Linked DNA regions of Mus musculus: region 2 is linked to region 1. Evidence: chromatin loops called from intact Hi-C (ENCODE). Cell type or tissue: left cerebral cortex. All regions are shown on one strand.

Region 1 (8,000 bases):
AAGTTTGCATATGTTGTGGCTTCATTTTCATTAAATTCTAAAAAGTATTTAATTTCTTTCTTTATTTCTTACTTGACCAAGTGATCCTTGAGTAGGGCATTGTTCAGCTTCCATGTGTATGTGAGCTTTCTGTTGTTTTTGCTGCTATTGAAGACTAGCCTTAGTCCCTGGTGATCTGATAGGATGCATGGGATTATTTCCATCTTCTTGTTGACGCCTATTTTGTGACAGATTATATGGTCATTTTTGGAGGAGATTTAGTGAGGTGCTGAGAAGAAGGTATATTCTTTTGTTTTAGGGTAGTATGTTCTATAGATATCTGTTAAGTCCATTTGGTTCATAACTTCTGCTAGTTTCACTGTGTTGTTAGTTTCACTGTGTCTCTGCTTAATTTGTTTCCATAATTTGCCCATTAATAAGAGTGGGGTGTTGAAGTCTCCCACTATTTTGTGTGAGGTGCAATATGTGCTTTGAGCTTTAGTAAAGTTTCTTTTATGAATGTGGGTGCCCTTGATTTGAGCATAGATGTTCAGAATTGAGAGTTCTTCTTGGTTCTTCTTCATTGGCATCTTTTTTTTTTTTAATTTAAAGATTTATTTATTTATTATATGTAAGTACACTGTAGCTGTCTTCAGACACTCCAGAAGAGGGCGTCAGATCTTGTTACAGATGGTTGTGAGCCACCATGTGGTTGCTGGGATTTGAACTCCGGACCTTCGGAAGAGCAGTCGGGTGCTCTTACCCACTGAGCCATCTCACCAGCCCGGCATCTCTTTCTTTAGGTTAGGGAAGTTTTTCCTTAGATGAATATGATGTGTCCTTCCTTATCTTTTTTGATAACTTTAGGTTAAATGCCAATTTTACTTGATATTAGAAAGGCTACTCTAGCTTGTTTCTTGGGACAATTTGCTTGGAAAAGTTTTTTCCAGCCTTTTACTCTGAGGTATTGTCTGTCTTTGCCACTGAGGTGGATTTCCTGTATGCAGCAAAATGTTGGGTCCCATTTACGTATCCAGTTTGTTGGTCTATGTCTTTTTATTGGAGAATTGAGTCCATTGATATTAAGAGATACTAAGAAAATGTGATTGTTGCATCCTGTTATTTTTGTTGTTAAAGTTGGAATTATGTTTATATGGCTATCTTCTTTTTGGTTTGTTAAAAGATTATTTTCTTGCTTTTTCTAAGGTGTAGTTTCTCTTCTTGTGTTGGCATTTTTCATTTATTATTCTTTGAAGAGCTGGATTTGTGGAAAGATACTGTGTAAATTGGAAAGATATTGTGTAAATTTGGTTTTGTCATAGAATATCTTGGTTTTTCATCTATGGTAATAGAGTTTTGTTGTATATAGTAGCCTTGGTTGGTATTTGTGTTCTCTTAGAGTCTGTATGACATCTGCCCAGGATCTTCTGCCTTTCTTAGTCTATGAAGAGAAGTCTGGTATAATTCTGATAGGTCTGCCTTTTTCCCTTACTGCTTTAATATTCTTTCTTTGTTTTGTGCATTTGGTGTTGTGATTATTATGTGAAGGGAGAAATTTCTTTTCTGGTCCAATCTATTTGGAGTTCTGTAGGCTTCTTGTATGTTCACGGCATCTCTTTCTTTAGGTTAGGAAAGTTTTCTTGAATAATTTTGTTGATATTTACTGGCCCTTTAAGTTGGGAATTTTCACTCTCTTCTATACCTATTATCCTTAGGTTTGGTCTTCTCATTGTGTCCTGGATTTTCTGACACAATGTTTTGGGTTAGGAGCATTTCGGATTTTGCATTTTCTTTTATAGTTGTGTCAATGTTTTCTATGGTATATTCTGAGCCTGAGAATTTTCTCTTCTATGTCTTGTATTCTGTTGGTGATGCTTGCATCTATGACTCCTGATCTCTTTCCTAGGTTTTCTATCTCCAGGGTTGTCTCACTTTGTAATTTCTTTATTGTTTTTATTTCCATGTTTAGATCCTGGATGGGTTTGTTCAATTTCTTCACCTGTTTGGTTATGTTTCTTCTGTAAATCTTTAAGGGTTTTTTTTTTTTTTTCTGTGTGTATGTGTGTGCGTGTATTTCCCTTTTAAGGGCTTCTACCTATTAACCTGTGTTCTCCTGTATTTCTTTAAGGAAGTTATTTATCTCCTGCTTAAAGTCCCCTATCAGCACCATAAGATGTGATTTTAAATCCAAATCGTGCTTTTCTTGTGTGTTGGGTTATCCATGACTGGCTGTGTTAGGAGAACTGGATTCTGATGATGCCAAATAGCCTTGATTTTCATTGGTAAAGTTCTTGTGGTTGCCTTTTGCCATCTGGTTTTCTCTGGTCTTTCTGTCTCTGGCTGGAGCTTGTCCCTCCTGTGTGCCTGTAAGCCTGTGTCAGCACTGCTGGTAGACCAGCTCTCTTATAGCAGCACCTGTATACAAGGAGATATGGAATAACCCCCAGCTCTCAGGTACAGATGGAGACTGAAAGAATCCTGTTTCATCTGCTCCACTGTTCCTGTGCCTTGTGTGCTCCTGGCTGGTCCTGCTTTGGACAGTTATTGGAGATCTCACCTCTGAGCTCGGGAGTGAGGGCACTTCTGGGAGACCAGCTCTCTCCTGGCAGGACCTGTGTATCCTTTTAATTCTTTATAAAGATCTTTCACATGTAAATTTCATCTTGATGATCAGAATTTAAACTTTTTTTTGTATATGTCATATATCTATTTATGTGTAGATACACATGTGCCTGGGTGCATGCACATGGAGGCTGAGGTCACCGCATAGTCTATTTTATTACTTTATTATACACTGTATAACTGTGTTATTCCATTGAGGCATTTCCACTGAATCTGGAGCTAGGCTACCAGCCAGTAAGACCTACCTAACCTGTCTCTGCACTCTGCAGTGCTATGACTACAGAGGTTTTGTAACTACACCCACTTTGTAAAATGTGGGGGTTTTAGGCATTCGAAATGGTGTCCTCATGCTTGATAAAGTACTTTTACCCACTGAGCCATCTCCTCAACCCTGATCCTCATAATTCTATATAAACAAAAGGTTTTCCTATTCTCAAGATGAACCTGAGATGTTAATTGGGCTGAAATGGTAAGACTTGCTGATAAGCAACTTGTGCTTATTCAGGCATCACAAATTGAATTCACTGTGTTATTTTAAAAAGGGGGGAAGGATAGGAAGGTGGGAGGGCCATGTGTTAGGGGTGAAATTGGGGGTATATATGGTTAAGATACACTGTATAAGACTGTCTAAGGATAAATAAAACCACTAAAAATTAGTAAGACTTGTCTGAGTCATGTCTTCCCTGCTTTGTACTAAGCCTTATTTTAGAAATGTCGTGACAGCCAAGTGTGATGGCTCATGACTGCAAAACCAGCATCCAGGAGGCAGGAGGATCTGTATGAACTTCACCCTGAGCTTAAAGATTCTGCCTCAAACAAACAAGGAGCAGGAAAGATGCCTCAGGAGTTATGAGTACTTGCTCCTCTATCAGAGGATTACAGTTTGGGTTCTAATACCTACATATACCTGAGACTCCAAACCCAAGGAACCTGCTCTGTCTTTTGAGTCTCCATGTCACCTGCATATGTGTGAGCATATTCACACAGACATTCATGAATAAAATAAATCTTTAAAAAAATAATAAAAATGTTGTGATGGTAATCTACCACACAGAAGGTTCTGGGGTTCAATCAAGCACCCAAAGGAAAGCAAAATTGGAACAAGAGTTTACTGTCTAGACAGAAGATAAAAAGCAGGCAATCATAATATAATGTAACAAACTAAAATATAAGGTGTCTTTTAAATTGACACAAAATTACATATACTCAAAGGGCATGATACATGTACACATTATACTATGATCAAATAAGGAGACTAATGGCCCTGTCCATAAACATTTTGTTAAGGATATTTCTTGTACTTTATAAAATGTCATGAAGTTTAGTCACCCTATTGTGCTACAGAACATTAAGTTTCAATGCTCCTAACTGAAGTATATGGTACTTTAGACAGTAAAAACTAACAGCCTAACGAATTAGAATCTATACATTTTGGTTCTTATTTTCTTTGTAAACAGAAATTTTCTCAAAATGAAGATGAATGTTATTTAGTAGTGAAGAAAACTGACTTAGGCCAACTTTCTGGATTGTTGTATTTTGATCTAATGTGTAAATGCTATTTTAAGGCAGGTTTTTGTTTTTGTTTGTTTGCTTGTAGATTTTTGTTTTGTTTTTGCTAATAAGTAAAATTTTAATAGCACACACACACACACACACACACACACACACACACACACCCCTTTTACAAGGAAAGAAGGTATGCAACATTTTTGGACCTCCAGTTTTAGTCATGTAGCAATTCTACCTGAAATCGTTTATATTTCTTCCCCTGTGATCAAGCTACAATAAAATCCAGAATCCTGAATTAAACATCTTTCATGTGTCCACTGTAGTAAAATGTAAGAGAAATTCTGAACTTTGTCTGAACCAGATATGAAGGTAGAAAAGACAAGTGTTCCATGTTAGTGTGGATACCAAACATCTGGGCCAGTATCTATACCTAAGACCAGTGCTTCTCAACCTTATGTCCAACCTCTTAATGCTGTGACCCTTTGACATGGTTCCTCATGTTAGTGACCCCAAACCATAAATCTATTTCATTGCTACTTCAAAACTATAATTTTGCTACTGCTATGAATCATAATGCAGGTCACAACTCACAGGTTAGGACTGCTGGATGAGAATAAACAAATAATTAGCTTCCATGGCGCAACCCAGACACTAAGTAGACATAAACCTGTGCTGTTCTGATAACTATCATTTTGCAACACTTATTTTCTAGCACTGAATACCTTGCAGACACATTCATAACGTGTATGAGAATTTAAATGTATCTCTTACATTGAGAATTATGAAGCAAAATAAATAAAATAAAGACTCTCATTAAACACAAACAAGGATGCCATTAATGAGACACCAGCCACACATCTTGGAGTTAACTTAGAGAACATTCTCACCAGTGAACACATGTACAAGACCAAGGATTTTTCTAAGCTGTTTAGGTTGAAGTTCATCTGCCTTGATTACCACTTCATCATATTATCAGTTGTCTAGTGGGTATGCAATATTTGATGGCAAAAAGAACCCTTGAGATTTCCCACAGTCTGATGAATGCAATAACAAGAAATACCCTTCTCCCTTTGCAGCAGGAATGTGTACTTTGCATCAGGTGTTAATTCTATTGGCAATATTTCAAAAGTGCTAATGGTGAAAATTAAAAACTTTACTTTAAAAACTATCATGGAATATACTCACATATGCTTATAAATTTGATGTATTCTTAAGCCTATCACTGTTACTCCTTTTTAATTTCTACAACAGGAGTCACTGAGGTCACGTCAATCAACAGTACCTTAAATTCCTGAGTCTCAGAGGTCTTCCTATTAAAAAGATGGACTACCAAAGATGAAAGGAGCTAGTTTGGGTTGGGAAATAACTGGTAAGGATGGCCCATATTATCTCCTTGTAGACTCAAAGAATGAAAATATAGAATATTCAGGAATTTTAATTCATGGGACATATTGTGTATCGCTGACCTTTTCTTAGTCAACTTTTACAATTATAAATAAAATACTAAAAATAACATTAAATCACGTACTATTGGAACAATAAAACCATCATTTGAAAAAAAAAAACACCGTAGTATTATTGAGGAAATATAATGAATCCTTGATGTGAGTAGTGTAAACTATTTTTATTAAACATGAAGGCAAACGTGCTATTTTGCGCCTACTACTACAGCCATTATCTGTTAGGTTAGCTTAAATCTTTATTCTTGGGAAAGGGTCCTGTTCCCTTGAGAGTTTATTCAGACTCACAGAAAACAATAAACGTGGGTAGCTAGATGTGTCTGGTATTACCTTGTGCTGGATAGTTTTTGTCAACTTGAAACATGCTAAAATCATCTGAGAGGAAGGAACCTCAATTGAGAAAATTCCTCCCTAAGACTGGGCTCTCGGCAAACCTGTAGGGCATTTTCTTAGTGATCAATAGGGTAGGGACCAACCCATTGAGTGGTTCCATCCATAGGCTGGTTGTTGACATCAGGACATCCCAAATCTATAACACACATAGGTGACAGCGCGGCCTGCAGATTGGTTGCCAACAGGCACCAATATTTCTAGCATCCACTTGGCTCACCTCTCACCTTTACCTGTGTTACGTCATTTTCCATATAAATAAGGAGAATGCCCCTTTCTCATTCTCTTTCTCCCATCTTCTCTTTCTGCCACTACCTTGTCTCTCCCTTCCAATAAAACCTCTTCCATGTGGAACTGCCTTGGCCTAGTGTGCTATTGAGACACGACCTGCCATTCTAGTCCTGGGTTCTATAAGGAAGTAGTTAGACTGAGCATAACCATGAGAGCAAGCCAGTGAGCAGCATCTATATCAGCTCCTGCCTCCAGGTTCCTGCCCTGTTTGAGGTTTTTGTCCTGACCTTCTTTGATGATTGTGATGGAAATGTAAGCCAAATAAACCCTTTCCTCCCCAACTTGCTTTTGATCATCATATTTCATGGCAGCAATAGAAACCCCAACTAAGACACATCTACTATTATTTTCTGAGTAAACATATTAATTATGCAAAATAGAATATTTTATCCATGCATAAAATGTATTCTGATCATTTTTGTCCCAGTACCCTCTTAATGCCCCTACCATTGAAACACCTTCCTTTTCTTACTTGTCTTCTTGCTGACCCAATGGGCTTCATTAGAGTTTTGATAAACAGTTCTCTAGCTCAAGATGTCCTTGACTGACTTCCTCATCCTGCTGCACATCTCAAGTGCTGGGATTCAGAGGAACTCCCTGGCTCAAGTCGATACTGAAATGCTTGTTTGTCTATCTGTAAAACTGTGCTATTACCTCCTCTCCAGGTTCTGAAAATAAAGACTCTGTACTATGCCAATAACTGCACCCAGGGTTCTTTGTACAAGTAGATTCTTTGATGAGAGAATAAATACTGAGCTCCCTTAGAGACAACTGCTCAAATGATTAAGTTAAAAAAGCTGCAACTGACTTATCAGGTTGACACTAGCTTTAAGGGCAAAACTGTTCATTTACATTGTCCACAGCTTTCAGTTGGTTAAATGTGAAATTCAGGGCTAAAAACTCCACTTCAGGAATGGAGAAGCTCTATGATCTAGTTCAGCTCTGTGTTGCCACTGGATAATATAAGAATGCAACTTATACTTAATAATATTGAAAATAGGAGACATGTATGACAGGCTTTAATTTTCTCTTTCCCAGGGAGAATCATGTACATCTTTTATTAAACTAGTCTAGGAGGCTAGCTCATTACGAATCAATTAAGGGCCAGTGAGACAATTAGGATGATAAAGGTCTCACCACCAAGCCTGGCCACCTGACTTGAGGCTCCATCACCCAATGGTGCAAGGAAAGAATCAACTCCACCAATCTGTTCTGTGACTTCCCCATGCTATGGCTCTTCCCCACACAGAGAGTAGATTAATAAATCAGGGGGAGAGGATTTCAGTGGTCACACACTTGCCTAACATACACAAGGCGTTGGGCCGGGGCATGTGCAACCAATTAAATTTATAAGCAATTCTTGCATTTCTTTAGGGGAAGGACTGAGAAACTCAGGCTCTGTTTCTAACGTAGATACTATATCATCCTCAATCAGCTCTGTTACACTTCTAGAAAACTGAGGTTAAAGGCCGGAGGACTCTTCACATTTTCCAGGGCAAGAGAAACTGGAGTGTACTTTGAAACACTAAACTTAAAAGGATATAACCAGCTTCCCACTCCGGACTTTACCTACTGAAGGGACCTCCCTGGAGAACGATTCTATTTTGAATAGTAAATGACTCTGTATAGAAAATGTAGTTACATAAACTATTTTCACATGTTCTCTTCCTATCAGACTCTTGAGATAAAACCATCCATTCAAGCAGACATCCTTCCACCACTGCAAACTGGGCTTGGTGGTAAACTGTG
Region 2 (8,000 bases), 74 kb before region 1:
TGTCCTGGAACTCACTTTGTAGACCAGGCTGGCCTCGAACTCCGAAATTCACCTGCCTCTGCCTCCCAAGTGCTGGGATTAAAGATGTGCGCCACCATGCTTCTGTCTCAACACAGAACCAAAAAAAAAAAAAAAAAAAAAAAAAAGCCACATAGTATGTTAATACCACCTCTTCAGGGATTGAAGGAGGCCTAGGCCTAGTACTCTGCAACACAAATACTATAATGAGACAGCTGGCTGTATGGTGAAGGTAAATCTGTCATTTCCATTTCTTTTTAAACTCATGGGTGTTTGGTTCTTTGGACTATCATATTGTCACTGTTATTGTATTTTATATTGTAGTTATCACACCATTGCATATGTCTACACCACTGGTCAGGTGGTATCTTTAGGCCGTGGACCAAGTCACACAAGCAACCCAACTCATCAGGAGGCCCCCGCAGAGAACTCTGATATTACCTGCCTGCTAGCTGCAGAGGGTATGAATATTTCCACTAGCTCGTGACTGATTGACTGAAAGAGACATCGCATTCAGTCTTCTTTCACAGGATCCCACTGAACTATGATTTTGGTTCTTAGTGCTTTCAATTTAAACTGCTGAATCTTTTTCCTGGAGTAATAGGTAATCATTTCTAAAGATTTAAGTGATTCAAAAGACATCAAATTAGTTAATTATATAAACAACATGGTTTGCTACATTCAAGCAAATAGTTAAGTAAGTTAACCCTGATTCGTTTTGCAAGGGCCTAGACAACTATAAATGTTTATTGAATGAATAAATAATATTTGATCTGGTCAAAATTAATTCTTATGCCATTTGTAGTCAGAATTTAGGAGAGTATACATTTCTAACAAATGAATAAATTTAACTTAATTATATATAGGTTTATTTTTCCCCAGTAAAACTTTGAACGTGGATCTCTTAATTTTATAGACCTTGTGGATATTGAAGTCAAAGACATTTTTGCTGGAGCACACGCCAACTTTGTGACAACTCGTCGGGTATCAGTATGTGTTATTCCTTTTTAGACTTATTTTTCCCTCTAGATTTCAGGAATTCTTACTTTCCTGGTGCTGGGGACTCAAACCCAGAGCCTTGTGTATGCTAGGTAAGCACTTTCTTCTGAGCTGTACCCACCATTCCCTAAATTTCAGAGTATTGTTTGAGACAGTATATTATTCATTTTCAGATCTCTTACTAATGTGTTCCTCTATTAAAATGGTAGAAATGTCAACAAGACCTTGTCTCCAAAAACGAACTGAGGGCTGGGGCTGTAGCTCAGTGCGAGAGTACTTGTCTTGAGTGCAAAATCAAGAACCCTGAATTTCATCTCGAAATGGGGATGGCAGGAGAAAGATGTGGGCAATGAGGGGCAGGCTTAAGACAAAAGAAGAGAGGGAAGATGGGGCAGGGGAGATGCCTGAGACAGAGGGGAAGAAGAGGTACAAAATCAGGCTACCGTGCACAGTTGGGAAAGCAGGGGAGGAACCAAATAAAAAGATGTGAAAGAATGGTTTCTTATTTGGGAACTTGGAGGCAGCTTTTTCCAGAGAAGCATCTCTGCAGGAAAGTCAAGACAGACAAGCACAGAGCTTAATTTTAACAGAGAGCAATAAACCCTGGTGTGGGGTCAATGCAAGAAGAGGAGAGGAAGTGGAAACAAGGATTTTGACAACAGAGACATTTTAACAAGAAAGTAAAATTAGAAGATAATGGGATGGTTTCTCATGAGTGGCAGAAGAATGTCCCAGAGCAGGAGAGAGAAAACAGAGTCCAGTGCTGTAGCAGTTCTTCTCACTGTGGCTGTAATAAAACACTGTGACCAAAAGCAAACTGGAGATGAAAGGGTTGAACTGGCTTACAGCTTACTAGTCCATCATGAAGGGAAGTCAGGGTAGGTTCTCAGGGCAGGAACCTGGAGGCAGGAACTGAAGTAGAGAGCCTGGAGGAACACTGCTTCCTGTCTTGCTGTAGGTTGTTCTGTTACTTTTCTTATATAGCTCGGGCTCATCTGCCTGGGCATGGCACCACCTACAGTCACCTAGGCCTCACCCATCAATCATTCATCAAGAAAATGCTCTATAGAAGCAAACAACGTAGGCCAGTCTGATAGAGCCAGTTCAATTGAGATTCCCTAAGCTTTATGTCAAGTTGAGAGAATGTAGTGTAGAATTGAGATGTCTCAGGAAAGAAATATGCTGTTGTGGCTGCAGATGAGGATGAGTTGGTGCATAGTACTGCTTGATGACCAAAGCTGATGTGAGAGTGAGAGAAGCAAAGGAATGTGGGGGAAGGCAAGGAGAGGAGCAATGGTTGTCTCAGAATAAGAGAAAGCAACTGTCTTTGGAAGTGCCCATTTGAAATTTGTGATCACAGATTGAATGTGGTTGGCCAGCACGATGGGCAGTTGTCTTCAGTGGTGTCAGGCATTGGGAACTGACTTTGGAGTAATCCAGACTTGAACATAATGACAAGAAGGAATTTTGCAGTCCAATAAGGGAGGCCTAAAGGAGTTGTGGGAGTGATCAGAAGAGTGAAGTTTAGGAGCTAAGCTAGTTCCAGAGTAACGAGATGGTCGAAGAGCGAGATCTGATGCATGGTTAGAGAGACTGTTCTGAATGGGTGCTTAAAAATGGAGCAATTGTTAGTGTAAAAGTCCAGTTTATGCCCTAGACATAAGTTCATGCTTTTTAAGTAAGGGTCATTTTGCATTCTAACAATCATTTGGTTCTGTCTGTAGGCATTTTAGATTGGTATGCTGACAGTGACTACTACTAGCTTCTAGTGGGTAAGGGCTAGGAACAGTGAGTACTAAATATCTTACTATGTGTAGTATCCTTCACAACAAAGAATTATCTAATCCCAGGAGTCAATCGCTTCCGTTTGGAACCCTTCTCCCTGTCAGGAGTAGCTAAAATGAGGAGAGAAAGGAGTAGAGGTGAGATTGGGAGCTGAGATGTTGAAGCAAGAGATAGACTTCTGTCATCACCTTTGAAGTTGTCAAGAATGAGGACAGGGAGCATGAGGACAGGAGCAGTGGTGAGCACAAGTGACAAGAAGCTTGTGAAGTTTTCAAGGAGAAGCTAGAGGAAAATAAATGATACATAACTGCCGGTAGGGGGCAGATGGTTGTACTGAGATGCTTAGATACAAGAGAAAATAAACCGTTGTGATTGGTAAATTTCCAAACCACTGGGATTTAAATCAAAGTGCTCAGGTAGGAGCTGGAAATGTGGCTGAGTCTGAATAAAATCCTGGCATAGAGCCCATCACCAGCACAGTGGGTAGGGACACTTGAAGCATTGTATTTGTACATATTTTTCCAGAGGATTTTATTTGATTGAAGAAAAGTAGTGTATGTGTGTGTGTTTGTGTGTGTGTGTGTGTGTGTGTATGAGTGTAGTGTCACTCTTGGCTATATAGTGAGACCCTATCTCAAATTACATATAAGATTGTGTATGTGGCATTTGAAACACATTGCCTACAATTTTCTGTGGCATTAATTGCATTCATAATGCCATTAAGTATCATCACTGTTTCTCAAACATTTTAGTCATCGCAAGCAGACACTTGATATCTATTAAATAATAATTCCTCATTCCCTGGCCTCCTCAGTCCTAGCTAATTTCTTCTTTATTTCTATAAGTTTGCCATACTTTATATATGGAATCATAAAATGTCTCCTATTTTTTAATTGATTTATTTCCACTTAGCATGGTCTAGAATACACCTACATTATATTATAGTATCACTTTCAATGCTGAGTAATATTTCACTGCATATTATATTATCACATTGAAAATGCATTCATCTGTTGATCGATAGTATGGCCGTTTGAAGGATGGTAAGATGAATATTGATTTATAAGCACCTATCTGTCTCTATTTTTAATCTTTTCTTGCATTATTACACTTTTTAAAATCCAGACCAAGCAAAATGGCACAAGTTAGGAAACAGAATGTTCACCCTGAAGCAAAAGCTCAACCCACCAAACACCTATGCAAGAGGACAGGCCTTGCCTGTGCCTGGCACTTTACTGATTGTCACTCAAAGTGTATGTGCATTCCCCTGGTCATTTTTGTCTTTATTTTCTTCCTTAAAGCATACTAGGTCTACAGGTGTTTCCATGAAAATCCTGCCAGAAATAATCCGAATCAACCAGTCTCTGGTAAAGAAATGGAGAGCAGCAAATAAAAGAAAAGATCGTGAAGGCGCCAAAAGGTGACTCAGCTTGATGACTTAGAGTCCCTTCTGTGATTCTGAAGTCCTAATCACTTTGTCCTAGCTGTGAGAGAGAGGTTTAGCTTTGTCCTAACAGAATTTACATTTTGGGTATGATTCTCTTTTATTAACTTTTGGTTGGATTTGTCATTAATGTGCATTTGTAATTAATAGTTTATTTAATATAAGAGCTACAGGGAGAATGTACATGGCATGTACCTTTCTAAGTAAGGGAGATGTATGAATGGATCTTAGCAGCAAGTTGTACTGCTTTTGGGTCTTCATAGTTGATTCACTCTCGGTCAGAATTTAGGCCTTTAGACTAACTGGTTGTATTCATTATTTAAATGCAAATGCATAGAAAAATAACTATAAAGCGTTTTGGTGATACTCATTAGTAACATCTATAAGTTATATGCTCATAATGTGGATATTAATAATGAGTCTAGAACTCTATTTTTATATAAGATAAAGGAGGCTATAGGTATTTCTATCCTGCAGCCCACAGGTTACATGAATCCTAGAATACCTGTAAGTACTGCTCAACACATTTGCATATGACAGTGGTTCTCAACCTTCCTAATACTGTGACATTTTAATACAGTCCCTCATGTGTGGTGATCTTCAACCATAAAATTATTATTTTTGGTATTTCATAATTAATTTTGCTACTATTATGAATCATAATGTAAATATTTGGTATTCCCAATGGCCTTAGTCCACCCTTATGAAATTGTCATTTGACCCCCCAAAAGAGGTTGCAGTTCACAGGTTGAGAAGCACTGGCATATGGCAATGTCACCTCACAGTGTCCAAATGTGACTTTTCCCTTGTCTTGTTATTATGTTTGCAGAGAAATCAGCTTGATATTTTCATCTTCTGCTTGTTTGACAGCGAGCTTTCTGAAGAAAAGGTAAAGCTTCAGTGGAATTTACTTTATCTAAAATACTGGGGGCCGTTTAAAAGGAAACTTATAGAACCAGATTGAGTGTGAATTTTGTCATCACATGGATTCCAACATAGAGAATTCTCTGGTTGATAAAAGATTCTTTCATGCTATAAACTAACTCCTCCATATTCCTCCCTCTGTTGTCTAATGGGAGGGAATGGCATTTTGGTCAGGCTATTCATATCTACAGATAAACAGCTGTACTTAAACATGCTTTACTATCTCAAAGCCAGGACTCTCATGTAGACCAGCTGGCCTTGACCTTCCTGTGTAGTTGAGGAGGACCCTACATATCTGACCCTCCTGTCCTCATCTCCTAGCAGCTGACATTACCTAATAGTTTAAGTAATTCTTTTAATGTTCAGTGTTTGGGCCATCTATATCTCTTAGGAATCTCTCTCTCTCTCTCTCTCTCTCTCTCTCTCTCTCTCTCTCTCTCACACACACACACACACACACACACACGATCCACATTCCCAGAAATTCCATCACGTCTTTTTTCTTTCTTTGCATGTGTCTTAATTACGGTTACTATTGCTGTAATGAAAGAATATGACCAAAAGCAATTTGGAGAGAAAAGGGTTTGTTTAGCTTATGCTTACAAATCACTGTTCATCATTGAAGGAAGTCGGGATAGGAACTCCAGCAGGGTAGGAATCCGGAGGCAGTATCTGACCCAGAGGCCATGGAGGGGTGCTCCTTAATGGCTTGATCCTCAGGACCTCCTCAGCTTAATTAATGTCTTACAGATATCAAGACCAGCAGCTCAGGGGTGGCCCAACCCAAAATGGCCTGGTCCCTCCCTCATCAGTCACTAATGAAGAAAATGTGCTATAGGCTTTCCTATAGCTTGATCTTATGGAAACATTTTGTCAGTTGAAGCTCCCTCCTATCTTATGATTCTAGTTTGTGTCAAGTTGATATAAGACTAACCATCTCAGTTTGTGTGTGTGTGTGTGTGTGTGTGTGTGTGTGTGTGTGTGTGTGTGATGCTTGTATATATAAAGGTGAAAGCCTTCAAAGGATATTGGGTATCTTTTGCTATGCAACTTGTATTTCATTTTATTTTTGTAACAAGAGCAAACCACCACTAGAACTAGTTGGTAAGATTCTGTTGGAGAAGACCGCATGCCTTGGATTGATGATATTGAGAAATCAAGTTGCAATCGAGCTATAAGATTCTTCCCTGCTGGGTGGTTTCATATACGGAAATCCATCAACATAATCCATTATATAAACAAACTTAAAGACAAAAACCACATGATCATCTCATTAGATGCTGAGAAAACATTTGACAAAATCTAACACCCATTCATGATAAAAGTCTTGGAAAGATCAGGAATTCAAGGCCCATACTTAAACATGATAAAAAGCAATCTACAGCAAACCAGTACCCAACATCAAAGTAAATTGTGAGAAGCTGGAAGCAATCCCACTAAAATCAGGGACTAGACAAGGCTGCCCACTTTCTCCCTACCTATTCAACATTGTACTTGAAGTCCTAGCCAGAGCAATTCGACAACAAAAGGAGATCTAGGGGATACAAATTGGAAAGGAAGAAGTCAAAATATCACTTTTTGCAGATGATATGATAGTATATATAAGTGACCCTAAAAATTCCACCAGAGAACTCCTAAGCCTGATAAACAGCTTCAATGAAGTAGCTGGATATAAAATTAACTCAAACATGTCAATGGCCTTTCTCTACACAAAGAATAAACAGGCTGAAAAAGAAATTAGGGAAACAACACTCTTCTCAATAGTCACAAATAATATAAAATACCTTGGTGTGACTCTAACTAAGGAAGTGAGAGATCTGTATGATAAGAACTTCTAGTCTCTGAAGAAAGAAATTAAAGAAGATCTCAGAAGATGGAAAGATCTCCCATGCTCATGGATTGGTAGGATCAATATAGTAAAAATGCCTATCTTGTCAAAAGCTATCTACAGATTCAATGCAATCCCCATCAAAATTCCAACTCAATTCTTCAATGAATTAGAAAGGGCAATCTGCAAACTCATCTGGAATAAAAAAAAAACCTAGGATAGCAAAAACTCTTCTCAAGGATAAAAGAACCTCTGGGGGAATCACCATGCCTGATCTAAAGCTGTACTACAGAGAAATTGTGATTAAAAACTGCATGGTACTGGTATGGCGACAGACAAGTAGACCAATGGAATAGAATTGAAGACCCAGAAATGAACTCACACACCTATGGTCACTTGATCTTTGACAAGGGAGCAAAAACTGTCCAGTGGAAAAAAGCATTTTCAACAAATGATGCTGGCACAACTGGTTGTTATCATGTAGAAGAATGAGAATTGATCCATTCCTATCTCCTTGTACTAAGGTCAAATCTAAGTGGATTAAGGAACTCCACATAAAACCAGAGACAGTGAAACTTATAGAGGAGAGAGTGGGGGAAAGTCTTGAAGATATGAGCACAGGGGAAAAATTCCTAAATAGAACAGCAATGACTTGTGCTGTAAGATCGAAAATTGACAAATGGAACCTCATAAAATTGCAAAGCTTCCATAAGGCAAAAGACATGGTCAATAAGACAAAAAGGACACCATCAGATTGGGAAAGGATCTTTACCTATCCTAAATCAGATAGGGGACTAATATCCAGTATATATAAAGAACTCAAAAAGGTGGACTCCAGAAAATCAAATAACCCCATTATAAAATGAGGTGCAGAGCTAAACAAAGAATTCTCACCTGAGGAATAACAAATGGCTGAGAAGCACCTGAAAAAATGTTCAGCATCCTTAATCATCAGGGAAATGCAAATCAAAGCAACCCTAAGATTCCACCTCACACCAGTCA

What was found. A loop is a pair of places that touch in the nucleus more often than their neighbours do. Peaks named below come from ENCODE experiments on the same cell type or tissue, not always from the same donor. Only the 100,000 strongest peaks of a DNase experiment are listed, where the experiment ranks them.
Region 2: a loop joins it to region 1, with 7 times the contacts of the local background. A loop is called at or near these places in 4 of 42 quality-filtered maps.

The regions. Positions count from the first base shown.
Region 1 is chr6:57,681,047-57,689,046 of GRCm38, forward strand. Pyurf (Pigy upstream reading frame) reads right to left here. Exons shown (of 2, transcript NM_025574.3): 2 at 3,693-8,000. Among named protein-coding and RNA genes, the nearest start is that of Pyurf, 7.0 kb to the right of the region's middle. In left cerebral cortex, no CTCF peak of the experiment used is centred here; a DNase peak (open chromatin) is centred at 3,297; H3K27ac peaks cover 463 bases.
Region 2 is chr6:57,606,700-57,614,699 of GRCm38, forward strand. It overlaps Herc6 (hect domain and RLD 6), which reads left to right. Exons shown (of 23, transcript NM_025992.2): 7 at 343-479; 8 at 935-1,008; 9 at 4,104-4,222; 10 at 5,076-5,135. Among named protein-coding and RNA genes, the nearest start is that of Herc6, 30 kb to the left of the region's middle. In left cerebral cortex, a CTCF peak has its summit at 3,112 (motif pointing right); DNase peaks (open chromatin) are centred at 422, 1,490 and 3,169; H3K27ac peaks cover 1,358 bases.